2 separate regions of the Homo sapiens genome follow, and region 2 is linked to region 1. A link is a contact called in ENCODE Hi-C or POLR2A ChIA-PET data. All regions are on one chromosome and are shown on one strand. The core of a region is the stretch at or near the end of the contact, and the rest is flanking DNA. Distances in the headings are between cores, read along the strand shown. Region 1 holds the start of THY1 (Thy-1 cell surface antigen). Region 2 holds the start of C1QTNF5 (C1q and TNF related 5).

Region 1 (4,526 bases), core at 1,391-3,890:
CTCCTTTGCAGACCCCAGCCTCCCTCCCCACTCTGCTTGAGCCTTGGATCCTATCAATGTGTTTCAAGGACAGGAGATCTTAGGGAGTTGATGCTGGTTCCGGGTTCTCAGTTGGGGATTCTAGTTCAATAGTGTGAAGGAGGGCTCAGCAAACTGTGTTTTCAAAAACCACCTCAGGCCGTCAGAATATCAGCGCGGTGGATTGGCTGACTTCAGGATGAAAAAGAGCCCTCTCTTTGTCACCTGCGCTTTTCTGAGACTGTGAGGGAGAAGCTGCTTCTCTGGAGGGAAGGAAGCCAGGGCGCCTGGAGCCCCAGTCCTGCCCCATGCCGGGTACCTGTTAGCAGGAGAGCGATGCTGATGGCCAGGTTCATGGTTCTGGGATCTCAGTCCTGGATCTGGGGTGGGAACAGGATGGGAATCAGCCAAGCTGTGCCACACTTACCACCAGGGCTGGGGGTCCCTGGGAACATGGCATAGTGGCTATGGCAGTCATCTAAGTCCCTCTCTCCATTCCCCCTCTCGTCCCTGCATCTCACTGAACATGATACTGCCACTGGCTCTTTCCTGCTCAGGGAAAGCAAGGAAGGAGGGAGAACAAGCCCAGTCACGGTGTGTTTCTGCGCTTGGCCATGGAGCACTTACTAGCTGGGTGACTTTAAGTAACTTTACCACTCTTTCTCCTCTTCTTACATTAACATAGTGTATGGTAATATAAGACCTATGAGGGCTGAGGCTTCGTATTTAAAAAAAAAATTTAATCGTGGTAAAATACAAAAAGCATAATAATTACTATTTTAACCATTTAAATTCAGTACTTAAATTCAGTATATTCAGCAGTGCTGGATACATTCACGTTGCTATGCAGCCCATCTCCGGAACTCTTTTTGTCTTTCAAAGTAAAACTCTGTATCTGTTAAACAAAGACTCCCCATTTAGGGACTTCCCATTTCCTGTTCAGAAGAAAATCCCCAATGCTCAAAACCGTTTCCGTTTGCAGATTACTGGCATATAGCATACACTCCAAAGATATTTATTGTGAATGAATGAATGAATCTCTCTGAATCTTACATACCCACCGGGTTATGATGGGGGTTAAGAAAAACAACCAACATCTGGCGATGACTGCTTCATATACGTGAGACACAAATCCCTAAGTCACTCGCCATCCCCAGTGGATGGCTAGATACCATTCACCATAGCTAAGGATGCTCCCAGATAGGGAGCATCTATTCCTATCTGGATAGGACACAAGCTAATCGTGTTCCTGGAGGAGAGAAAGACATAGTGATCTCCGATTGTATGTGAGCCAAGGATGCTTCCCAATGTCCAGCTCTCTGGAGTTCCTGGGACTGCAGTTTTCCAGCCCAGTTTCAATAGCCACCCTGGATAGGCTGTCTGCCTGGTCTTTTTTTGTTTTTTGCAGCCTTGGCTGAACCAACCCTTGGCGAGGCGACGCGGAGCCGGTAGTCTAGCCTATCTGCAGAGCAGTGCTCGCCCAGGAGAGGCCACAGAAGGGGCGTGCACCCGCGAGAGCGCGCAGGGCATTGCCTCGGTTGAGTGCGCCCGGGTGCGCAGGGCGCACCACTAGACGAGTTCAGGGTCCCTGGCGCTCAGCCCCTTGACGGGTGAGGCTAGGATCCCGCGGCGGCTGCAGCTACAATCAATGCTCTCTCTGTCCCGGGGTGGAGCTGCTGCCCTGAGCCAGATCCAGGAGGAAGGGGGGTCGGCATCTGGCTTTTGAATCGAGGACTCTTGTTTGAGATGTTGTGCGGGCTTGGGATCTAGGAGGGGAAGGGGGAGCAATGGCCAGAGCAAGAAAGGGAAGAAATGGGTCTGGGGCTGGAGAGGGTAGAAGAGCCAGGGGAGGGGTGGAGAGCGGCTGGGGAGGTGCAGTCTGTATTCATTTCCTCTGGTCTGTGTCCTCAGGCGGCTCCAGACCCAGAGAAGGTCTGCTCTTCCTCCCTCTCAAGCCCCCGGCGGGCCTCATCCTTAATCCATTTCCGTATTCCAATCCTCTCCTTTCCCAAATGAGTCCCCCTTCCCCCTCTCTCATCCTTTTCCAGCTCTCCCCTCCCCCGTCCGCCCGCCTTCCACCCAGTCCCCGCCTGCGGCACTGCGGCTTCCTTCTCCTCCGGTGCCCCGCACCCAGCCCGCCGCGAGGTCACCCGGCAGATTCCCTCTAGCTCGCCATCCTCCATCCTCTCCCCGCAGTTTCATCCGTCCTCCTCCCCGCCTCTGCGAGCTGGGTTTGGGGACGTCTGGGTGGAATGTAGACCCACAGGCTGTCCTTGGTGCCCTTCCTCCCTGTTCTCCAGCGCCCCAGCCCCAGACACCAGTCCCCCAGCGGGCGAAAGCCCGGGAGCGCCTTCCCCGAAAGACATCAGGGTGCCACGCGGCCCCTGCCCTGCAGAAGCATCCCCCTCCCGCCCCTGCCTGGAAAGCAGGCCCCTCCCTAAGCTCTGCGCCCTTCTTCCCTGGGCGCCCTCGGACCGTGGCCCGAAGCCTAGTGTTGGGAAGTCTTGCATGGGCGCCTGACGGCGGTCCCCGAGCCCCAGGTCCCACCGGCTCCAGTTCCCACCTGGACTGGGGTCTTCCGCTGCTGCAGCCTCCTCCAGACGCGCCGCCGCCTCCGGTTGCTGCACCCAGCTCGGAGCCCGCAGTTTTCACCGGGGATGGAGGAGAGGGGGAGCGGGGAGCCGGGGGCTCAGCCAATCAGAGGCGGAGATTGGGGGAGAAAGGACGGCAGGGTGGGGTGGGGGGTGGGGAAGGAAGAGAAGGCGGTCCCGCATTGGTGTGAGAGTGGCAGGTTGCGGCGGAAGGGGGCCCTCACCCTGTGGCTGGCAGGCCTGGCCAGGGACGGGAGGGTTCGGGACCCCGGGGATCAGGGTGCGGCAGCCCAAAGAACATTATCCTCCTCCCTGAGCCCCGCAATGGTTGTTCCCCTTTTAAGGCTTTAACCCTTTCTTCTGACCTATTCTTCAGGAGTCTGTGGGAAAACCAAAGTGTAAGAGGTGCAGGATGCAGGCCGGGAGCGCCCACGCCTCCACATTTCCTTTTCAGCTGGAGCCCACCTCCTCCGGAGCCTCCAGTGAGAAGTTTTGGAATATTCCAGTCTTTCTGAAAGGAAGCTGGTTGGGTGTTTTTCAGTGTTGGAGCAGCCCTTCGGAAGCGAGGCAGGTGCTGGACCCACCCTGTCCGTCCCTGGTCCCCAGCCCCATTTCGCCCCCTCATCTATTCCAGAGCACCCAGCCCTTCAGGGGGCTGCAGGCGCTTTTTGCTCTGGGCATTACGTCTTCTTCAGCCCCTGGGCTGGCACCTTCTGGTCCAGACAGCTGGAAGGTTCTTCTGGCTTTCCTGAGTACAGTCTGCTTGTTTGGTCTTCAGACCAGGAAGGGAGTGTTGCCTTTTAGCAGGCACTGTGCTGGGCACATTACATTCATGGCGACCTTTAACCCATGGCCGCCTGCTGGGTTCATCCCATCTCAATCCTCACCTCCTGTCTTGGCTGGTAAGTGGGAGAGCTGGAGAACTGACCTGGGCTATGGACCCCAGCTCTCAAGGGTGAGCCATTCCTCTTGCTCATCCCTGCCTAGTGGGAGAAGAGAGAGAGGAACTCTGGGAAAGAGGAGGAGACAGCACAAAAAGGACTGAGTCGAGGCCAACTCCTGATCACCTGGGGCACTCCTGATAACCCACCGATTGGATGTCACCAGAAGCCCTAGGCTCATTTTTAGAGACAGTGCTGATGACTTTCTCTCACTCACAGGTGTAGTGAATTTTTTTGAACTAACGTTTATTTGATTGATTTGTATCCTGCCAGCCTCTTTATGAATTCTGATCACGACATTCTGTGGGCCTCCCCAATGTCTGCCTGCCTGTTCTCCTATTTCTTCATGGAAGTCAGCCCTGGCACCTTCCCTGCAGTTTCTGATACTGCAGTGGCACTGTTGGAAGCCACTGTTGGAAGCTTGCAAGTGGGAGGAGATTCGCTTGGTTTCCCAGCATTTAGGGTGATGGAACACTCTAACTGGAATGAGCCTTGCAGATGGTTAAGTCCAAAGGAGCTATTCACTTTGGTAAACTGCAGAGGTTTCTAGGGCATTTTATGAAAAATGCAGCTGGCCTTGCCCACCTAGGACCTCCTTAATCTAGTACTAGAGCCAGCTGAGTCTGCACTTTTCTCACGCTCCCCAGGATCTGGGGACTCTAACACATGATCTGGTAAGACTGTCCCTCTTCATAGGTGAGCTAACCTGGCTTCTTGTTTGTAGGATACTTTTTAAGGCCATGAATGTCCTGGCCCCTGGCTGCTGACTTCCCTCCTCCCTCCAACTCCATCCCAGCCATCTTCCCATTCATCTACCTGATGCATTCCAGACACACTGGCTCTGGCTTCTGTCTGCCTCTTCATGGCAGCGCACTCCTTCCTGCTTAACAGCTTTCTGATTCTGAGTCCAGGGATCTTAACTGCAGAAGGCATCTGGGCTCTGCTGGCTGAGGCCCTGGATGCTCCGTTTCCCACT
Region 2 (2,758 bases), core at 1-2,500, 82 kb before region 1:
TGAACTTGCCGGTGACGGCGTCGTAATGTCCCTGCTCGTTCACCAGCACGCGGTCGAAGGGCAAGGGTGCGTCAGACGGCGGAGGCACCCGGCTCTCGGAGCGCTTGGCGCTGAAGGCGGATCGCGGAGGCACCGAGCACTCCCCGGCAGGCCCGGTGGGCCCCGCGGGTCCCGCCTCTCCTCGCGGCCCGGGGTCCCCTCGAGGTCCCGGCAGTCCTGCGGGGTAAGCGGGGCGGCAGGGTGAGAGTAGCGGCGGCTCAGCCCGCAGCGGGGCGGCGACTCTAAGGTCACCGTACCCCTCCCCGCCCCTGCCTGAGCTTCGGCCAGCGCCTCCTCCCGCACGGGTACCTCCTCCACCCCTTCCCGCAGGGCAGATCTGGGGGGCTGGCCAAGGGGGCTCCCGCCGCCTGGGCCCCTCCCCCGCTCAGGGCTGCAAAGCGCGGGGAGTGGCGCCCCCTGGCGGGAGACCCGAGTCCCGGACACCGGGAGCTGGAGCTGCGGCCGCGCCTGCTCGGACATCGCCACCGATAGCCGCGGCGGTGCCTTCTTACCCGGCCTCCCGCCCTCGCCTTTCTCTCCCGGAGCCCCGGGCGCGCCGTCGCGGCCGTCGCGGCCATCGCGGCCCGGCAAGCCCTGGCTGCCATGGTGGCCCGGCGTGCCTGGAAGGCCGGGGTGCCCCGGGCAGAGGCTGGGGATCTTGTTGTCGTCCAGTGGGGGCGAGCCGGCCGCCAGGCCCAGGAGCAGCAGGACGAGGAGTGGCCTCATAGCGCTGGCACCGGGAGCCCGGACGCCGGGGTCCTCTCGCAGTCTGTGGACCAGGCAGGACTGGAGTCGGGACCCAGAATCCTGGGACCTGCCTCTCTCCCCACCCCGGCGCGGCCCAGTCGGTCCCCACCCCACTGCCGTGCCCCTGAGGCTGAGCGCTCGCAGGGCCGAGCATCCGGAGAGCACAGGCAGGCGCGAGAGGGTGGGAGCGGCCAGCCCTCCCTCCCACCGCCGGCCCGCGCCAGCCTTTCCCACAGTCCCCTCCCCAGCCCCTTTCCCCTCCTCCGCCAGACTCACCCCCCCTCCCGGCTCCCCGATGGCCTCCTTCGGGGCGCTCGCTACTCCGGACCCTCCAGTTGGTGGTGCTCCAGCCCCCGCGCTTCTCCCCGGCCAGGCGCCCCCTGCCCTGCCGTCACCCCAGTCCTGGTTCGCTCCCTGCCGGCTCCGCTTTCCTCCTCCCAGACTCCAAGAGGAAACCAGTTGTTCAGGGGCCAAGAGCTCCCGGACCGGGAAATAGCTGGGAAATAACTCGTGGTGTCGCCCGGCGGCCGGCCAAAGTTTAGGGGGAGAAAGGAGGGGGAGAGAGACTTGAGCTGGGCACAGAGAGGCAGAACTTCGAGAGACGGACACACAGGGCACCTCCTGTTCCCAGGGCCAGAGGAGAGGCAGGGCAGTGGCAGAGACCAAGGACCAGACCCCATTTCAGGGAGAAATACGCAGAGAGATGAGGGTGGAGAGTTCTAGAGGCAGACAGCCAGTTGGATCCCTAGGGCCTAGGACAGGGGCCTGCCACATGAATAGATGCTCAGTACATTTTTGTTGAATCAAGGAAAAGGTCAGAAGGCAGGCGATGGAGAAGCTGAAAAAGCAGATGGAAAGGGGAAGAGGCCTGGATGGGAAGTGGTCTCGATTGTCCGGTGGCACAGTGTGGGGCCAGTCAGCAGCCTGGGACCGGTAAAGGGACAGGAAGGAGCAGGGAGGGTGGTAGGGTCCCATGAGCCCCAGCTGAGGACTTCTCTTCCCCCTCCCTGGGAGCCCCAGAGAAGGATGGGTAGAGACCCTGCTGATGCTCCTTCCTTTGTTCCCCTGCGTGCCAGCCCTGACCGGCAAAAGAGGACGGGCAGGAAGAGGGCAGGGGCCGGCTTCAGGGTCAGGGCTGGGCACAAGCTTCCAGGTCAGCTGCCTCTGGCAGCCTGTTGCAGTTGAAGGGCCAGGGGGTGCCCAGTAGTGCCAGGCCAGACTGGCACTGGTGCTCCGCTTCCTGGCAGACAGAGCGGCAAGGGGGCAGAACACTGCCTAGTGGGGTGCAACGGGGCACAAGCAGCCCACACAGGAGCCTCCGGAAATGCTGGTAGCAGGGCAGGCTTGTCAGGCTCTGCGGAGGGAGAGTGGCCTTCAGGCACCTGCTCCCAGGCTCCTCCCCTCCCAGGCCCGCCCTCCTTCCCTCCACCCAGAAGACCTTGTAACCGCTGAGGACCTCTACCACCTCCTCCTGGGTGATCATGCCCACCCAGATGTTAGGGAAGGCTGTGGTGTTGTAGCTCAGACCGAGGCACATCTCCACCTGGACAGGCTCACAGGCCAGCTCTGCAGGGGTGGAGGGGAGGGCCACTGTGGGGACTGCTCACTGGCTCTGTGGCCTGTGGCAAGTCACCGAATCGCTCGGTCCTGTGTGTACATGGGTCCAATGGGGGTGGTTGTGAGGAAGCAAGAGGATAACAAAGAGACAGGCTGTACACACTCTGAGGATCCCTGCCATCCCTGAGAGCCTGCTCCAGCATCGCTTGCCAGCCCTGGGCATCATGCAGGCACGTCTTTAATCTCAGGGAACATGGGGCACCCGCGTTTGCAGGGACTGCTTGGGCATCTGGAAGAAACCCCCTGCTCTGTGTAAGAGGATGCCTTCATCTTTGGTGTGGGCTGTGGAAAGGGGCTCTGGGTGACAGAAGGGACTGGTTCTTGAAGCCCCACCAATGATTCCCAGATTCCCATT

What was found. Hi-C counts contacts between places; a loop is a spot of excess contacts on that map. ChIA-PET counts read pairs that join two places held with the same protein, here RNA polymerase II (POLR2A). Pooled maps may share reads with other maps.
Region 2: POLR2A ChIA-PET joins it to region 1 with 14 read pairs in activated T-cell. The contact joins the promoter of C1QTNF5 here to the promoter of THY1 in region 1. A Hi-C loop is called at or near these places in 2 of 50 pooled maps. POLR2A ChIA-PET finds 5 or more read pairs at or near these places in 11 of 52 experiments (AG04449, AG04450, BJ and 6 more).

Annotation. Positions count from the first base shown.
Region 1 is chr11:119,420,532-119,425,057 of GRCh38, forward strand. THY1 (Thy-1 cell surface antigen) reads right to left here and starts at 2,641. Exons shown (of 4, transcript NM_006288.5): 1 at 2,582-2,641; 2 at 338-398. The coding sequence starts at 374. The region is part of intron 2 of USP2-AS1 (USP2 antisense RNA 1); the gene reads left to right. RefSeq lists enhancers at 1,387-1,953, 1,954-2,519.
Region 2 is chr11:119,339,633-119,342,390 of GRCh38, forward strand. It overlaps C1QTNF5 (C1q and TNF related 5), which reads right to left and starts at 1,251. Exons shown (of 3, transcript NM_001278431.2): 1 at 1,063-1,251; 2 at 552-808; 3 at 1-216. The coding sequence starts at 765. MFRP (membrane frizzled-related protein) reads right to left here. Exons shown (of 15, transcript NM_031433.4): 12 at 2,225-2,352; 13 at 1,063-2,140; 14 at 552-808; 15 at 1-216. The coding sequence ends at 1,916. RefSeq lists a silencer at 370-469.